Linked DNA regions of Homo sapiens: region 1 is linked to region 2. Evidence: chromatin loops called from intact Hi-C (ENCODE). Cell type or tissue: K562. All regions are shown on one strand.

The links. Peaks named below come from ENCODE experiments on the same cell type or tissue, not always from the same donor. Only the 100,000 strongest peaks of a DNase experiment are listed, where the experiment ranks them.
Region 1: a loop joins it to region 2, with 2.2 times the contacts of the local background. A loop is called at or near these places in 4 of 110 quality-filtered maps.

Annotation. Positions count from the first base shown.
Region 1 is chr2:198,044,387-198,049,386 of GRCh38, forward strand. The region is part of intron 1 of PLCL1 (phospholipase C like 1 (inactive)); the gene reads left to right. Among named protein-coding and RNA genes, the nearest start is that of PLCL1, 240 kb to the left of the region's middle. In K562, no CTCF peak of the experiment used is centred here; no DNase peak of the experiment used is centred here.
Region 2 is chr2:197,992,071-197,997,070 of GRCh38, forward strand. The region is part of intron 1 of PLCL1 (phospholipase C like 1 (inactive)); the gene reads left to right. Among named protein-coding and RNA genes, the nearest start is that of PLCL1, 190 kb to the left of the region's middle. In K562, no CTCF peak of the experiment used is centred here; a DNase peak (open chromatin) is centred at 2,851.

The DNA.
Region 1 (5,000 bases), 52 kb after region 2:
TGTGTTGCATGGTTTCCTAACTGGTGTTACTTCCACACTGTACTTGAACTATATAAAGAACTTTGCTCTCAACTCAGGAGGAATCCTGCGAAGCTCAAGTTTGTATTAACTTAGAGAGGAACAATTTCTGTAGGTTGGGACAAATTTTAATGTATATGTTATAGTACTAATTTTATTATGTAAAAACTACACATAAACCAAAACCATAGGGGTTTCAAATAATCATTGCAAATTATGATTAATTTAGTAAGACTTTAAACTGTTGTTTTCTTCTGATTTTTAAAAGTGAGTCATTATCATGTAGAAATTTTGAAAAATGGAGAAAAATAGAAAGAAAATAAAAATTGCTCTTAATCTCAACTTCCTGGAGATAGTCACTCTTCACCTATTTTTGGGTGAGGGGAGGGGCACTTTATTTTTTAAACTGAATCATATTAAACAACCTTTGTTTCCTACCTCAATAGGTCAATTGACTTTTAATTCTGGTTTCATTTTCTGAAAACTCTGTAAGGTCAGCAAGCAAAGGTGTTAGAAGTAGGTAGCATATAACATAGGAATTAGCAGATAGCTTATTTCTGTGGGAAATAGAAAGGCTGACTAATCTGTGACATCCAGTAACTTTTTACTGAGAAAAATGTGGTTGCAATGAGTAAAGTCTCCCATGTCACTATTCTGTAGAAGATAAACAATGTTTTAGCTTTATTATGATTTATACCGTATTCTTTTCAGGATTAACTCTAAGCGTAGAACATTTTAGTTTTATACCTTGATTAGAATCATTTATTTATATCCCAAAACATAGAAATTAATTTGGGGTGATAAGTCCTTTTGTTGTCAAGTTATTTTTCTCTTAACATTTGTATATAGTTTTTTGTATTATGTTTCCTAATGGAACTCACATGTCCATTAGAGTCAACTGATTATTCAAGACAGATTTGCTTTAATCTCCCAGTGTTTATTCAGTTTCATTTAATATTGTACTTTTATGAGGGTTATGAATCATAGGAATGTAGATAATATGAAACATATTGCATTATTTTAGATGGAAAGTTAGACTTTGTAATTTAGATAGGTTGTCCTCATTTTATTACATAGGGCATTTTCACTATTATCTTAACTGTGGAAATATTTGATGAGTCAGTTCATCTTGTTTTATAGAATTTCCAAATTGACATGAAAAGAAATAATTGTTTTGCATTAATTTATATTTAATATAAGCACTTGAGAGGTAACCAGGAATGGGAGGAAAGGAGGAAGACATTCATGGATATGCATTCTAGAGTAATGAATTTCAACTGCCGGAAATCAATGGCTCTGCCAGATTCATATGTTAATTTTTAATGAGTAGACATTTACTTAGAAATTGATTTATTTGGACTCAGATGAAAAGCAAAAATGGCTGAAAATTGTCAATAATAGCATACAATTGCCTCTTTAGGTTTAGCTGTGATTATTTTTGAAATAAAATCCTCAGGGATGTTGGAAGTGAGCCCTAACAGGGTACACATGTACCATTTTATTTGACAGAGATCTTCATTGCATATATCCTACCACTTTTCATTTCAATGTAACGAGCAATCAAAAACTGCTTGTTGAGTTTGAATAAAAAGGGTGACTGGTGGGGGGTGGTAGTATTTGTCCCTTTTGATGTTTTCATAGTTTAAGTTTGAGGTTGGCAAACTATAGCCTGCAGGCCTAGTCCAGTTTGCCATCTGTTTTTGTAAATAAAGTTTTACTGGAACACAGACATAATCATTTGTTTATGTATTGTTTATAGCTGCTTTCATGCTACAGTGGCAAAATTAAGTAATTGCAAGAGGAGCTATCTAGACTGCGAAGCCTAAAATATTAGTATCTAGCTCTTTACTGAAAAAAAATTTCAACTAAGTTTAGTTAAACTTTTCCCTTATAGTACTGTATTTCTTAAACCTGATGGTATACTATTGTTTAACATGTCAATATGGAATCAAATTACCAAGATGCTAAAGGAGAAAGAAACCTGGCCGAATAGGAACAGCTCCAGTCTACAGCTCCCAGCGTGAGCGACGCAGAAGACGGGTGATTTCTGCTTTGAAAAATTTTTCAGATAAGACATAAATAAGTAAAACAGAGAAAGATATATCACTTTATAATCGAGGGCTAAATTGTATGATAGTATCAAAAAACCCTTTTCAGGCTCAGTGGCTCATACCTGTAATCCCAGCAGTTTGGGAGGCCCAGGCAGGTGGATCACTTGAGCTCAGGAGCTCGAGACCAGCCTGGGCAACGTGGTAAAATCCTGTCTCTACAAAAAGTACAAAAAATTAGCCCGGTATGGTGGTGTGTGCCTGTAGCCCCAGCTACTTGGGAGGCTGAGGTGAGAGAATCATCTGAGCTTGGAAAGTCAAGGCAGCAGTGAGCTGTGATTGAGCCCCTGCACTCCAGCCTGGGCAACAGAGTGAGACCTTTTCTTTAAAAAACAAAATCAAAACAAAAAACCAAAACCTTCATATATTCTGTATCATAAATATATGTGAATTGAAAGTCACTTTAATGTGGTCAGAGTCAGAGTTCTAAAGTTCTCAAAATTGCAATGTTAGCATACTAATGTAGTAGGATATGTTTTGATGTTTTCGTCTAGAAATGGGAACATCAACTTAGTGCCATATAGTTATATGGTTGTATCTAGGTTAGCCAGGGTTCTAAAGGAATCTAGAGCTTTTCTAGAAATTGTGGGGTCAGAAAGGATGATGTACTAGGCTTGCTTGAGTATGAACCAGGAGAGATGCATGTGTGTGTATGTGTGTGTGTGTGTGTGTGTGTGTGTGTTTTGTTTTGAGAGGGAGTCTCACACTGTCGCCAGGCTGGAGTTCAGTGGCACGATCTCGGCTCACTGCAACCTCTGCCACCTAGGTTCAAGTGAATCTCCCGCCTCAGCCTCCCAAGTAGCTGGGACTACAGGTGCACGCCACCAGGCCCAGCTAGCTTTTATATTTTTATTAGAGATGGGGTTTCATCACGTTGGCTGGGATGATCTCAATCTCTTGATCTTGTGACCCGCCCACCTTGGCCTTTCAAAGTGCTAGGAATATAGGCATGAGCCACCACGCCCAGCCAAAAGATGCAGTAATTTCAGGTAGTTCTATGATCAGTATATAGGGATGCCACCACAACTGTTTCTGAAGAACACAATTTTAATAGGACCTAGGTAGGGAGGCTTAGGATTAAAACATGTTGAAAATCTGTCTTCAGGGACTAAATGAAGCTGGAATAAATAACATGGCACACAGTTGAACATATATTGGGGAAAAGGGTGATCTTGGAAGGGGCACTAGAAGCAATTATAAATTGGTGTGAACTTATATGTGAACATAAATAACACAAGATGATACATTGGTAACTTGTATCATTTACATTTGGTTTTGTATCTTGAGTGTCTTGCATAATAATAAAGCAGATCCCAGCTTTAAAGAGTGGAGTGTTTCTGCTCTATATTGAAATAACTATCAGAGGGCAGGGAGGTTAAAATCAGAAGTAGGTACGCTCCTTGCATAACTCTTCCATGCGAGTGGTGGCAGATTAAGAACCTTCTGTAGTAGAACCATTTTGTTACACATTGCCAACCACAAAATTTCATAGAGTCAAAAAATAAAAATAAAAAAAGAGGTCAATGTGGTGGCCTGGACTAACTGGGAAAAGCTTTATGGAGAATATTGGATTTTCTCTCAGTTTCTGTTCTGAGTAAAGTATGAAGCTGCCTTTATAAAGAAGCAAGTTGGTGACTCTGGGATTTGAATGAGTTTCCCAGTCCTGTTGGGGTACTATAATAAAATACGTTAGGCTGGGTAAATTATAGTCAACACAGAAATTTATTGCTTTACAGTTCTAGATGATGGGAAGTTCAAGATCAAGGCACCAGCAGGTTTGGTGTCTGGTAAGGGCCTGTTTCTCATCAATGATACCTTTTATGTGTTCTCACATGGCCCAAAGGGGCAAACAAGCTCTCTTAGACCCTTTTATAAGGGCACTGTATTAGTCCATTTTATGTTGCTGTAAAAAATGCCTGAGACTGGGTAATTTATAAGGAAAAGAGGATTGACCTGGCTCACAGTTCTGCAGGCTGTACAAAGAAGCATGGCACCAGCATCTGCTTCTGGTGAGGCCTCTGGAAACTTCCAGTCATGCAGAAGGTGAAGGGAGAGCAGGTGCATCACGTGGTGAGATAAGGAACAACAGAGAGGGAGAAGGAGAGAGAGTGGGGAGGTCCCAGACTCTTTTCAACAATCAGATCTCATGTGAACTCATTACCATGGGGAGGACACCAGGCCATTCATGAGGGATCTGTCCCCATGACCCAGACACCTCCCACTAGGCCCCATCTCCAACATTGGAGATCATATTTCAACATGAGATATGGAAGGAACAAATAACCAGGCACTAACCATATTCACCTCCTAGCGGCCCCACCTCCCATTACCACTGCACTGGGGACTAAGTTTCAACATATGAATTTTGGGGAGCATAAGCTTTCAGACCATATTCAGCAATGAGCATGGTTTGTGTAGAAGAAGAACTTGGGCAAAGTGAATGGCTTATGCCTCAAGTTGAGCAGATTAGTTGCGTAGTAAGAAAGGTGAGGGGAGATAAGGGTGGGAGAGTGATGGAACATAAGGGAACTAAGGTACCACTTGGGTCAGCCTAGTTTCTGTGATTCCGTTACATTATGGGATTGAGTGTTTAATGCTCAGTGACATCTCATAGAATGAATCATAGGGAGACCAAGTGGTGTGCACAGGTCTACCTGGTTTGGGAATCACTGAGATTGTTTTGCTCTGCTCCAAGTTGCAACTGAAGACAAATCACATTCCTGGAGGGAAAGGAACATCAAGTGACTAAAATGCAACAGCATAAATCCTCTCTCATAATAGACAGCACCTGTAGCCTTTTGACCCTTTGTTCTAAATCTTTTATAGAAGAGTGTAGGATGTAGATAGGAAATAAATAAAATTGCCTCCTGATTT
Region 2 (5,000 bases):
TTTTTAATTATACTTTAAGTTTTAGGGTACATGTGCACAATGTGCAAGTTAGTTACATATGTATACATGTGCCATGTTGGTGTGCTGCACCCACCAACTTGTCATTTAACATTAGGTATATCTCCCAATCAGCATTCATTTTTAAAACTGTGGCAAAATATATATATTACAAATTCATCATTTTAACTATTAAATTAAATTAATTTATTTTTGAGACAGGGTCTCACTCTGTCACCCAGGCTGGAGTGCAGTGGAGTAATCATGGCTCACTGCAGCCTTGACCTCATGCGCTCAGGTGATTCTCCCACTTCAGCCTCCTGGGTGTCTGGGACCACAGACACACACCACCATGCCCAACTAATTTTTGTGTTTTTTGTAGAGACAGGGTTTTGCCATGTTGCCCAGGCTGGTCTCAAACTCCTGGGCTCAACCAACCCCCCTCCTCAGCCTCCCAAAGTGTCGAAATTACATGCATGAGCCACCATGCCTGGCAATTTCAAGTATTTTAAAGTTATAATTGTGTGATTTTAAGTGTATCTATAGTGTAGTGCAACCATCACACCACACATCTTCAGAACTTTTTCATTTCCCCATACTGAACGCTGAAACTGTACTCATTAAACACTAACCCTCCATTTGCTCCTCCCTCCAGCTCCTGGCAACCACCATTCTCCTTTCTGTTTCTATGAATCTGACTACTCTGTAACCTCACATAAAATAAATCATATGATATTTGTCTTTATGTGACTGGCTGTTTTCATTCATGTTGTAGCATGTGTTCAAAATTTTCTTGTTTTTGGAGGCTGGATAATATCCGCATTTTGTTTATTGGTTCATCTTTTGAAGGGTACTTGGGTTACTTCCATCTTTTAGCTGTTACTAATAATGCTTCTGTGAACATAGGTATGCAAATATCTGTTTGAGTCCCTGTTTTCACTTTTTTGGGGTATATACCCAGAAGTGTAATTGCTGGATTGTATGACAATTCCATGTTTAATTTTTTGAAGAACTGTCACACTGTCTTCCATAGTGGCGGTACCATTTTACATTCCCATGGGTTCCAATTTCTGCATACCCTAGCCAACACTTGTACTTTTCTGTTTTTATTTGTTTGTTTTATAATAGCAATCCTAATGGGTGTGAAGTTGTATCTCATTGCGGTTTTGATTTGCATTTCCCTAGTGACTGGTGATGTTGAGCATTTTTTCATGTGCTTTTTGGCCATTTGTATATCTTCTTTGGAGAAATGTCTATTCAAGTCCTTTGCCTGCTTTCTAATTAGATTGTTTGTTTTTGTTGTTGAGCATCAGCATTCTTGGGTAGGATTTCTGGTGACCCTGTGCTGGTCCCTGTGTGCTCCATCATCAGGGTCAGGGAAGCATACAGATGGCACACTCCAGTGGAGGAACTGAGGAGAGCTTGGTGAAGAGATTATTCTCAGAAGTGTGGGCAGTGTTGAGATACTAACAAGGGATGTTGAAGTGCCTTGTGTAACAGTGTAGAGTCATTATCACCCCTGGGCCTGAGGGGACAAGGAGAAGGCATGAGGACAGAGAGCCTAGAGAGAGCTACATCTGCAGGAGAGGACTGCCCAGCAGAAGCTGTCAACTTCTCTAGAACCTGTGCTAACCCAGCAGGGAGAAAACTGGGGGGATAAATACCCCATTCTCTCTCCCCTTCCTTGTTCTTGTCTTCTGCAGGTGCCTCCTGTTGGACAAATGTAGCTGGAAGTCTGTGATAATTTCCATCAAGGTCAGTCTCTTGGGCATAGAGCAGGATAGTAACAGGTGGAGGCTGGGTCTACAGTGGTAGACAAGATATATCCAGCACATGAGTGGAATTCCTCTTTGGTCCACAGGATCTTCTACCCATTGTTGGGAGTGCAGTTACTTCTCAAACCACAGGCTTTTCTCTGCTGCCCTAGGCTGCTTCAGTGAGTCACTTACCCTTTAGGGTTCTCAAGAGTGTGAGTTAGTCGCCATTCCACCACAACCAGGAAGCATGTGAGCTCTAAAAATTCCACTGAAGCTCCTTACTCTAGGCTTGAGGTGAGGGACAAATTCTTCCCCAAATTCTTCTTGCGGGGAAGATGAGACTCATAGCACACCAGTAACTTTCTCCAAATAGTCTTCTGTAATCTCCAACTACCTAGACTTTTATGCCCTCAGTAGAGATGAGGAGAAGGGTAAAATCTAGGAAACTGCAATCTTTACGCAGTCCTTTCACACCTCACTGTGAAATATGCTGGCTATGGGCTAGGAACTTTAGCAGAAACTGGGGCTGAATTGGTTGTATTTTAACATCCTGTAACAAACATCATATGCAGTCCATATCCCTAAAAGTTTGTATATTTTGGTAAATATAAACACATTTTTAAGAAAGTCATCTGAGTCAGAAATGGGAAAGATTGCTTTATATTTGGGATTACTTCATATTTGGGGATATAAGATATGCTTTCTTTGACATTTTCCCAATGTAGAAACACAGGCCAAATAGGATAACTCATGAATTCCATGAAATTTATCCAAGTATCTCTTAGCTTTAAGTAGCTAAAACCTAAATTAGGTAAATGAAAATATTTCAACATTTGGTAAGGTGTGCCTAAATTAAAGTTCACACTAGAAACATTCTTGTTTAATTTCAGGTGAGTTCAGTAGAGTAGTTTCCTTGGCATAAATAATTTCACATCTAACTGTTTATACTTTTAAATGTATTTTAATTGTGAAGGCCTAATTTCTGAATTTAGTTTAGAATAAACCTCTAGCCATTTTCTTTCTTATGTATGTGATCCCCAAAGCAGACGTGTCCTAGGCATCAGTTTTCTTATCTAATCAGAGAACCAGTGAAGAAAGGAGGAACCTGTCATCTCCATGCAGAAGCAAGGGATTAAGTGATTAAGCTGTCATTTCTCAAAGCCTTTCTCCAATGCTTGCCCCATAAGTTTTGGGTTTTAAATGAGTTTAGTGGAATTCTGCAGTCTTAACATATGGCACATATCCATGACTTCAGTAAATTACAGGTACTAACTTTTGTTCTTTCTGGTGCAGATGTGTTATCATTTTGCTCTGTTTTGTTTTATAATGTCAGCCTTCTCTGTGTTATTAATGTAGTGTCATGTGCTACCATTTTAGGTAAAAAGCTTTTTCTGTTATTTCCTATGAATCTCCTAGGAATGGACCCATTTGGAGAACCAGACTGTTCATTCTTTCCTTTCCCTCCTTTTCTCTTCTTCCACTCCTTCAAAGTATTGGTTGAGTTGCTATATTATGTGTCACAGGCATTGTTCCAGGTGTTGGAGAATCTGAAATGAAACACAAAGTCCCCCTGCTCCAGGAGCTTGCTATCGCCATCCAATGGAAAGGAAAGCAACAAGTAAATAAAAACTGCCACATGATATACATGTCAGACAGGAGACACATGGTATAATGAGAATACCACAAAGGGGCCTAATGGGGTGACCCAAGGTGGGTCCTGAGGGTTTATGAGGCAATAGTTCCATAATCAAGGAGAAGAAAGGCAACCCTGGGCGGAGAGCACAGCATGGGAAGGCCAAGACCAGGGAATCCCTGGCATTTGAGCAGTCAACAATCTCAGCGTCAGCCATGTTCATGGTGTGGTACAGTGGTACTTTTGTGGAGGCATACATTTTAAATTCATGCCCTGGGTGGCCAGTGTACAGGAGGAAATCACTTAATGGGGGGGCGTGTGCCCAGCTGGCTGCTGGTATCTGCTTCTTTGTTTGGCTCTGTCTTTTGCTTGCTATCCTAGATGCAATAACTCCTATGAAATGAAAGCAAGAACTTTCTGTCTTAGTGACAAATGGTCATCTTATGAGAGTTGAAAGGTTAAATTGTCACATGAGTTTATGCACAGGAAATGTGATTTGGGGGAGAAACAAGTGCCTCTGCAAACATTTTTGTATTTGGGAAGTGGGGATGATTGCAAGGTTTATGCCTGCAGCGACAGGGAGGGGGCTGCATACATCATGTTGTGTGAAGAGACGGGGCATTGGAGGAAGAGCAGGTTTGTTCAAGGTGACGGGCAAGAGGGAAAGGGAAAGGAGGGAGAAGAAAGATGGAAGGAGATGATGAATTCTGTTGAGTTTGAAGAGAGATCCAGGCCAGAAATGCTGGTTAGGAAGGCATTGGTGCTGCATGGTAGTGGAAGTCACAGGGGTGGACTAGGTCATTTGAAGAATGCACAGAGAGATGAGAGGGCTAAGGAAAAATCTGAGGAACAGCACAGGGCATTTTTAGGGTAGTGAAACTATTCTGTATGATACTGAGGATATGGTAGATAAATGACATTATATAGTTGTCAAAAGTCATAGAACTACATAACACAAAGAAAACTCTATTGTAAACTTTGGAATTTAGTTAATAATAATGTATCAATATTGGTTTATCAGTTGTAACAAATGTACCACCAGAATGCAAGAGGTTAATAATAGGAGAAATTGTGCAGTGTGGGGAGAGGTGAATATTGTAGGAGCACTGTATTTTCTGTAAACCTAAAACTGCTCTAAAAATAAAGTCTATTAATTAAAAAAAAAAGCCAGTGAAGATCAGTTATGTGCATAGCAGCTATACTTCTGCAGAATCTCCTTGGTGAGCGTGCTTTTTTCAGGCTTACATAATACAGTTAAAAGAAAGAAAAATAACACTCCCCTCACAGAGAAATAATCAGCTGAACAAATCACTAGTTATCAGAATGCAGGCTGTAGTACATCCTGTTTTTCTAACTCCTCTAAATTTACTAGTAAAGCAACCCAAATTGCATGGAGGAGGGGAGGTCATTGCTTGCTGTCAAGGCTGCACTAATGACATTAGGGTGGCATTAGCGTACCAGGGCTCTCCTAGTCCTCACTACACCACATTTTGAATGAGTTTTGCTTGGACAAGTGTTGAGGGTGAGGTGGCGGGAGAGGGAAGGAGAGAGATAGCTTGTGCTTTGTCCTATTACCTGAACCAGACTCAATTGTCAAACATTTTTAGTGTCGT